Regions from separate parts of the Homo sapiens genome. Here region 1 is linked to region 2. Evidence: chromatin contacts called from ENCODE Hi-C or POLR2A ChIA-PET data. All regions are on one chromosome and are shown on one strand. The core of a region is the stretch at or near the end of the contact, and the rest is flanking DNA. Distances in the headings are between cores, read along the strand shown.

Region 1 (4,098 bases), core at 994-3,493, 3.2 Mb after region 2:
TGAAAAAGGACCAATTTTACACTGCTGGATGGAATGTAAACTAGTACAACTAAGGAAAACAGTATGGAGATTCCTTAAAGAACTAAACGTAGAACTACCATTGATCCAGCAATCCCACTACTGGGTACCTACTCAGAGGAAAAGAAGTGATAATATGAAAAAGACACTTGGATACACATGTTTATAGCACCACAATTCGCAATTGCAAAAATATGAAACCAGCCTAAATGCCCATCAACCAACAAGTAGATTTTTTAAATGTGGTATATGTTATACATAATATGGAATACTACTCAGCCACAAAAAGGAACAAAATAAAGTAGAGTTGGAGACCACTATTCTAAGTGAAGTAACTCAGGAATGGAAAGCCAAGCATTGTATGTTCTCACTTATAAGTGGGACCTAAGCTATGAGGATGCAAAAGGCTTAAGAATGATATAGTGGACTCTGGAGACTTGCAGGGAAGGATGGGAAGGTGAGGGATAAAAGACTACACATTGGGTGCACTGTATACTGCTTGGGTGATGGGTGCAACAAAATCTCAGAAATCACCACTGAAGAACTTCATGTTACCAAACAGCACCTCAGGAGGTCATGGTTTTTTTCCTGGTAAAGTGACCCAAACCTTCATTCCTGAAGGGTCTGGGCCATTTGTAGTCCTGCCCAGATTGGGCTGTTGTAATTTCCCATTGACCTTAATCTCAGGGCATGGTAATACTATGAGACACCCCAAGGGATCTCCTGTATTCCACGCATACTCTTCCTTATCTCCATTGTGGAGCAGTAGACTGATTTTGTCTTGATAGTCTGGGTCAATCACCCTAGCCAACACTGTAACTCCCTTCTTAGCCCACTGACTTAAACTTAGGAGGAGCCCGAAGTGTCCAGGTGGCAATCTTAACTTCTAGTTTAATGGAATCATTGTGTCTCCTGGTGGCAGCGTTTCTCCCTCTGGAACTAAGACTTCTAGACCAGCAGAACGTAATGTCGCAGGAACAGGAAGCAAAAATTTTGCTAGTGGATCACTAGGGGTGATGGTGAGTGGTACCACTTCCACTTCCATCCCTTGCTTCCTGGACCTATGAATCTTGGCTATGGGAGAAACAGTACCATATATTGAATGCTGATTCAGAGCATACATGGTCTTCTGGAGAACTTTGCCGCAGCCCTGAAAAGTATTGTCACCCAGTTGGCATTGTAATTGTGACTACAGAAGGCCATTCCACCATTCTATCAATCCAGCTGCTTCAGGATGATAAGGAACATGGTAAGACCAGTGAATTCCATGAGCACGAGCCCACTGCCACACTTCTTTAGCTGTAAAGTGAGGGCCTTGGTCAGAGGCAATGCTGTGTGGATTACCATGATGGTGGATAAGGCATTATGTCAGTCCATGAATGGTAGTCTTGGCAGAAGCATTGCGTGCAGGATAGGCAAACCCATATCCAGAGTAAGTGTCCATTCCAGTGAGAACAAACCTCTGCCCTTTCCACGATAGAAGCAGTTCAATATAATCAACCTGCCACCAGGTAGCTGGCTGATCACCCCCAGGAATGGTGCCATATCGTGGGCTCAGTGTCGGTCTCTGCTGCTGGCAAATTGGACACTCAGCAGTGCCGTGGCCAGGTCAGCCTTGCTGAGTGGAAATCCATGTTGCTGAGTCCATGTGTAACCCCCATCCCTGCCACCATGGCCACTTTGTTCATGGGCCCATTGGGCAATGACAGGGATGGCTGGGGAAAGAGGCTGAGTGTTGTCCACAGAACGAGTCATCCTATTCACTTGATTATTAAAATCCTCCTCTGCCAAGGCCACCTGTTGGTGAGTACTCACATGGGATACAAATATCTTCATAGTTTTTGACCATTCAGAGAGGTCCACCCACGTACCTCTTCCCCAAATTTCTTTGTCACAATTTTCCAATCATGCTTCTTCCAAGTCACTGACCACCCAGCCAAACCATTGGCTACAGCCCATGAATCAGTATATAACTGCACATCTGGCCATTTTTCTTTCCATGTAAAGTGCACAACCAGGTGCACTGCTTGAAGTCCCACCCACTGAGAAGATTTCCCTTCACTGCTATCCTTCAGGGATGTCCTAGAAAGGGGCTGTAGTGCTGCAGCTATCCACTTTCGGGTGGTGCCTGCATATCGTGCAGAACCATCTATAAACCAGGCCCTAGTCTTCTCTTCCTCTGTCAACTGATAATAGGGAACTCCCCATGAGGCCATTAGTGCAGGCTGGGGGAGAGACGGCAGGGTGGCAGAAGTGAGCCACTTCTGCCTTTGAGCCACTTCCTCATGTAACTTAACTGTGCCTTCAGGACCTGCTCGAGCCCAATCATGTATATACCACTTCCATTTGATGAGGGAATGCTGCTGTACACAACCTACTTTATGGCTAGATGGGTCAGAAAGCACCCACTTCATGATAGGCAGTTCAGGTCACACAGTGACTTGATGACCCGTAGTCAAAGGTTTGGTTTCCACCAAAGCCCAGTAACAGGCCAAGAGCTGTCTCTCAAAAGGAGAGTAGTTATCTGCAGAAGATGGCAGGGCTTTGCTCCAAAATCCTAGCAGCCTCTGCCATGATTCAGCTATGAGGGCCTCCCAGAGGCTCCAAACACCATCTCTATCTGCCACTGATACCTCAAGCACAATTGGATCTGCTGGGTCATATGGTCCAAGTGGCAGAGCAGCTTGCACAGCAGCCTGGACCTGTTGCAGAACCTTCTCCTGTTCTGGATCCCACTCAAAACTGGCAGCCTTTTGAGTCACTTGCTAAATGTGTCAGAGTAACACAACCAAATGTGGAATGTGTTGCCTCCAAAATCCAAATAGGCCCACAGGACGTTGTGCCTCTTTCTTGGTTGTAGAAGGGGCCAAATGCAGCAACTTATCCTTCACCTTAGAAGGAATATCTCAATAGGCCCCATACCACTGGACCCCTAGAAATTTTACTGAGGTAGAAGTTCCCTGAATTTTGGTTGGATGCACATGTCTCACCAATAAGTCCAGTGTGTTTGGTACTTCTTGCTCACTGGATCCAATCAGCATAATGTCATCAATGTAATGGACCAGTGTGATACCTTGTGGAAGCGAAAGAGATCAAAGTCTCTTCGAACAAGATTATGACATAAAACCAGAGAGTTGATATGTCCCTGAGGTAGGACAGCAAAGGTATATTGCTGGCCTTGCTAGCTGAAGGCAAATTGCTTCTGGTGGGCCTTATGGACAGGAATGGGGAAAAAGACATTTGCCAAATCAATGGCTGCATACCAGGTACCAGGAGATGTGTTAATTTGCTCAAGCAATGAAACCACATGTGGTACAGCAGCTGCAATTGGAGTCACCACTTGGTTAAGTTTACAACAATCCACTGTCATTCTCCAAGATCCTTCTGTCTTCTGCACAGGTCAAATAGGAGACTTGAACAGGGATGTGATGGGAATCACCACCCTTGAGACTTTCAGGTCCTTGATGGTGGCACTAATCTCCACAATCCCTCCATGGATGTGATATTGTTTTTGATTTGCTATTTTTCTAGGTAGGGGTAGCTCTAATGGTTTCCATTTGGCCTTTCCCATCATAATAACTCTCACCCTACAAGTCAGGGAGCCAGTGTGGGGGTTTGGCTACCTGCTACGTATGTCTATGGCAATTATGCATTCTGGCACTGGGAAATGACCACAGGGTGGGTCCCTGGATTTCCTTCCAAGGAAGGAAGTCAGACCTGTAAGTCAGACCTGAGCTAAAACTCCATTAATTACCTGATCTCCATAAGCCTCTACTTCAACTGGAGGACCACAATGACATTTTGGGTCCCTTGGTATCAATGTCAGCTCAGAGCCAGTGTCCAGTAGTCCCCAAAATGTCTGATCATTTCCCTTTCTTCAATGCAGTTACCCTGGTAATAGACTGGGGGTCTCCTTGGGGAAGGATGGGAGAAATATTAACAGCATAAATAGTCACTAGCATAGTGGGGTCCTTTTCAAGGGGACCCAGCCTCCCCTTCATTCAAGGGTTTCTGGGCCTATAAATTTTGTGGTGGAGTGACTGTTGTTCCCACCGTTAGATCTGACATACAGAGAAGAGC
Region 2 (3,965 bases), core at 928-3,427:
TGCTTTGCTTCTGCCCTGCTTCACATATTATGTAAAATAGCTGGTGAGTTTTAGGAGGTAGTGCTCACATGTTTGCACAGTGTTTGCTGTGGACGATCAACAGTAACAGAAGAGCATACTTCTTCGATACACAGAGTTTACTGAATTTGGAAAGGCTTTGGCATTCTTATGTCATCTGTAATGAAACAATCTCCAGAAGTCTTTTCTAAAATGTCCTTGTAAAAAGAAAAAAGTTATGTTTATATTTTATAAAAGGATGATGTTATTTATAACCAGCAGAAGCAGCCTTATTTGAACATCTTATGTTGAAATTGCTACTTAATACAGTGACTCATAGGAGCTTTCTAGTGGAAATCAAATGCTCAAATGAAATAGAATTTAGTTTGTTAGGCAATAGTGATATGTCTTTTATTGGTTGGACTCTGGAAAACACTTGACAACGAATAGTACTTTACCCGAAGGGCACGTATCATGCACCACATAGCCTAACCACAAACATTAAAGGTCTTGTAACTGTGAGCCTCAAATGAAAATACATAAGGACAGCTCTCATACAATCAAATACAATACAAACTAGCTTTTAATTTAAATAAATATGTAAGTAAAGTTCAAGTGACTATAATGATTTTATATCCCTATGTATGTATCACAGAAATTGTGGCAAACTGTAGAAATCTATTCAAATGGAAAGTAACAAAGCACTTTCACATTGCCTTGTATTCAAAATCCCTACTCTTCATAAAAACTTATATTTCTTTAACAAAGCTACTTTTCTGTTTAACTCCCGGAAAACTTCGTATTTATAACTTAAGGGGGTTTCTCCAACCAAACAATTTATTTTTGCTAGGTACTATAGCTATATTTTTTATACAAAATTTGTGACAGCAAATGAAATTCTAATCCCAATAGAAGAACAAACAATTTTCATGTTTCGATCTTCATATATATAATTCAAGAGGAAATATGCTTAACTTTGTAGATTTTTACATTTTAAATTGCATTGTGTCTGTATCAAGTCTACTATCTTTTACCTAGATTGTCTGGAAGATTTAAGCTCAAGGTTACGGTTTGAGAAAAGGGTTTTGAGAGTGACCAGGATAGATTTAAGAATTCATTTTATACTAAAATATGGCCATAAATATTTTTAAATACATTCAAATAGCCCTTTGCTGGCACATTTTTTCCCTTCTTTGCCAAAACATTCCCACAGGCGGCCTAAGTCACCTCATTTTATAGGTTTAGTAGGTTTAGCAGGCTTTATGTGCTCTAGTAGGGTTAGTAGGTTTTGTTCATATCAGGTCTCTCTCATGGGAGTTTCCAGGGACAAGGATTGCTTCAGTTAGTATGGCCTTAGCCATACTAGGGTATTTGCTTTAATTCTACAGAAGTTTTCTAATTAATATTCTGTAGCAAAAGAACTAAGATCTGGAATTCCCCCTCTTAATCTCTTCCTAGAAATGAGATTCAGAAAGGACAGGACTGCATCCAGCCTGTTTGGGAACTCAGACAAATGTGTGTTGTCACAGACACAAATAGAGGTCTACTATGAAATAATTGGCTTGCTAGTGTGCTAATGACAGACAATGCTGATTTGCTCCAACCTCATACAGTTTCACACATAAGGACAATCATCTATGTTTCATGAAAGTTCTATCTACTTTAACATTATTTTGAAGTGATTGGTGGTGGTATGAATTAACAGTTTAAATTTAAATCCTAAAATTCAGTGTGAATTTTTTATAATAGCATAAAAATTCAAAGATGTCCATACAAGAAAAATTAAAATTTGGTTAGGTTTAGCAGAGTTTGAGAATCCTTACTACCCTCCCACATAGTATTGTAATGTGAATATAGGCAGTTACTATTACAGGCATAATGATGATTATGTATTAAGCAGAAAGAAGTATCACCACCAGTTTTTTTCTTTGAATGCCCCTCAGTACTTCTGCATTTATAGGATGGTAGACTGGTTTGGTTTAGCTCTCAAAAGTGAAAACATTTAAAGTTTCCTCATTGGGTGAAAAAAATTAAAAAGAGTGAGAGACTGAAAACTGCAGCCCACCTACGTTTAATCATTAATAGTGAGCCCTTCAGTGAACTTAGGTCCTGATTTTGGAGTTTGGAGTCTGACCTTTCCCCAAAGATAAACATGATTGTTGCAGGTTCTGAAGAGGGTCACTCCCTCACTGGCTGCCATTGAAAGAGTCCACTTCTCAGTGACTCCTAGCTGGGCACTGGATGCAGTTGAGGATTGCTGGTCAATATGATTCTTCTTGCTGTGCTTTTTCTCTGCTTCATTTCCTCATATTCAGCTTCTGTTAAAGGTAAGTTTGTGTTGCCTTTTGCTAAACTTTAATTTCCATCTTTGGAGTTGGAGGCAGATACGTGCGTGTGTGTGTGTTTGTGTGAGTGAATAGTGAAAGAGTTTCTGACTAAACTATCTTCAAAACCATGTAACTTTGGAATGTTTGTGAAAGCATGGCTGAGTTGAAATGAAAACCAAATTCAAATCCCTACAAACATTAAGAAAACAGATATTTCTTTTAGTTTCAGTTCCTCAGACCAGTGTGTTCTTGCTTCAATTTCTCATTCATGGTCTGTTTTTAAAAGAAGGAAAAAAGATACCCACTATTGTTACCTGCTGTTGTTGGTCACATTGAATGCAGCTCCTTCATTTGAATTGTAAATGAGGATTTTTTTTAAAAACCGAGTTCTTAAATTTTCTTTTAGTTGCTTAGCAATGTGACCTCAAGAAGAATTAGACCCAATGAAAAAGGCATTTGATTTGCCAAAGAATTATGAATGAAATGGCACAACATATATTTAATTCCGTTACAATTAAAAAATGATAGAATTCATAGTGAATTAAAGAAAATTAAATTTCCTGATACAGATTTAAGAAATAAGACATTATCTTTGGAAAAATAATGTTGCTACTTACAGTTTCTATTTTAAGATGAAATTAATTTTAAAAATACATATGAATTAATACCATTGAAAAGGCAAGTGAAAAAACATTTTATGAGGAATGGTTTCATAAAACTGTTGTGAAGTGTATTAATATAGAATCATGTTTCAGATCAGCTACATTATAAACATCGGTTTTCCAAATGCTGCATTGTGTAAAATGATCACTTTTTAGTTTCTTAGGAAGACACACTGTTAAAAACCAATTGATATAACAACATAGCGTTATAGGGACCAATTTTAAAACCATGTACTCTAAGTAATTGATAGAAAACAATTCACTTATAAACTTATAAAACCTGTTAGGGATAAATGTGGCTTTTGATATTAAAGTAAAGTTTGCCTCAGGATTTTTTGTGTAGAAAATTTCCACATGAGGAAAAAAACCTAATCTTCATTATTGGAGCAATAGAGGGTTAAATTTAAACCAATTCACCTCAGCAAATCACACTGTAGGTTCTTGAACTAAAGAAAATATTTTCACCAATTTCTAAATATTTACTATTTAAACATACAGTTCTTACTTGGACAAAAGAAATTTTTTAATGAGAAGAAGATTTATAAATTATATCTGACTGAGAGTGTTATATAGAGGACTTACTATTTCATCTGCCAAATAAACTGTTGAGTAGTCAAAATATGTGTGATTTAAATACCATAGTATCAAACCTAATACCATAAGTATTTTGAGAAAAATAATTGAGACATGGTACTTATCATGAGCTTCTCCTGTTTTCCCATTTTATAAACTAGAACATTGGGTGACCTCATGTTTTCAAATATACTTATAAAAAATTTAAGGCCGGGCGTGGTGGCTCACGCCTGTAATCCCAGCACTTTGGGAGGCCGAGGCGGGCGGATCACGAGGTCAGGAGATCGAGACCATCCCGGCTAAAACGGTGAAACCCCGTCTCTACTAAAAATACAAAAAATTAGCCGGGCGTAGTGGCGGGCGCCTGTAGTCCCAGCTACTTGGGAGGCTGCGGCAGGAGAATGGC

The links. Hi-C counts contacts between places; a loop is a spot of excess contacts on that map. ChIA-PET counts read pairs that join two places held with the same protein, here RNA polymerase II (POLR2A).
Region 1: a map of heart right ventricle shows a loop between it and region 2 (27-fold over the local background). The contact joins the enhancer-like site here to the promoter of MTTP in region 2. A Hi-C loop is called at or near these places in 1 of 168 maps with a recorded cell type or tissue (heart right ventricle). POLR2A ChIA-PET finds 5 or more read pairs at or near these places in 1 of 52 experiments (H1).

What each region holds. Positions count from the first base shown.
Region 1 is chr4:102,741,313-102,745,410 of GRCh38, forward strand. All of the region lies in intron 1 of MANBA (mannosidase beta), which reads right to left. Among named protein-coding and RNA genes, the nearest start is that of MANBA, 18 kb to the right of the region's middle. Within about 2 kb of position 2,244, at least 3 of the 41 ENCODE cell types and tissues checked have a DNase peak (open chromatin) inside an H3K27ac peak, as active enhancers do.
Region 2 is chr4:99,572,647-99,576,611 of GRCh38, forward strand. It overlaps MTTP (microsomal triglyceride transfer protein), which reads left to right and starts at 2,178. Exons shown (of 18, transcript NM_001386140.1): 1 at 2,178-2,324. The coding sequence starts at 2,264.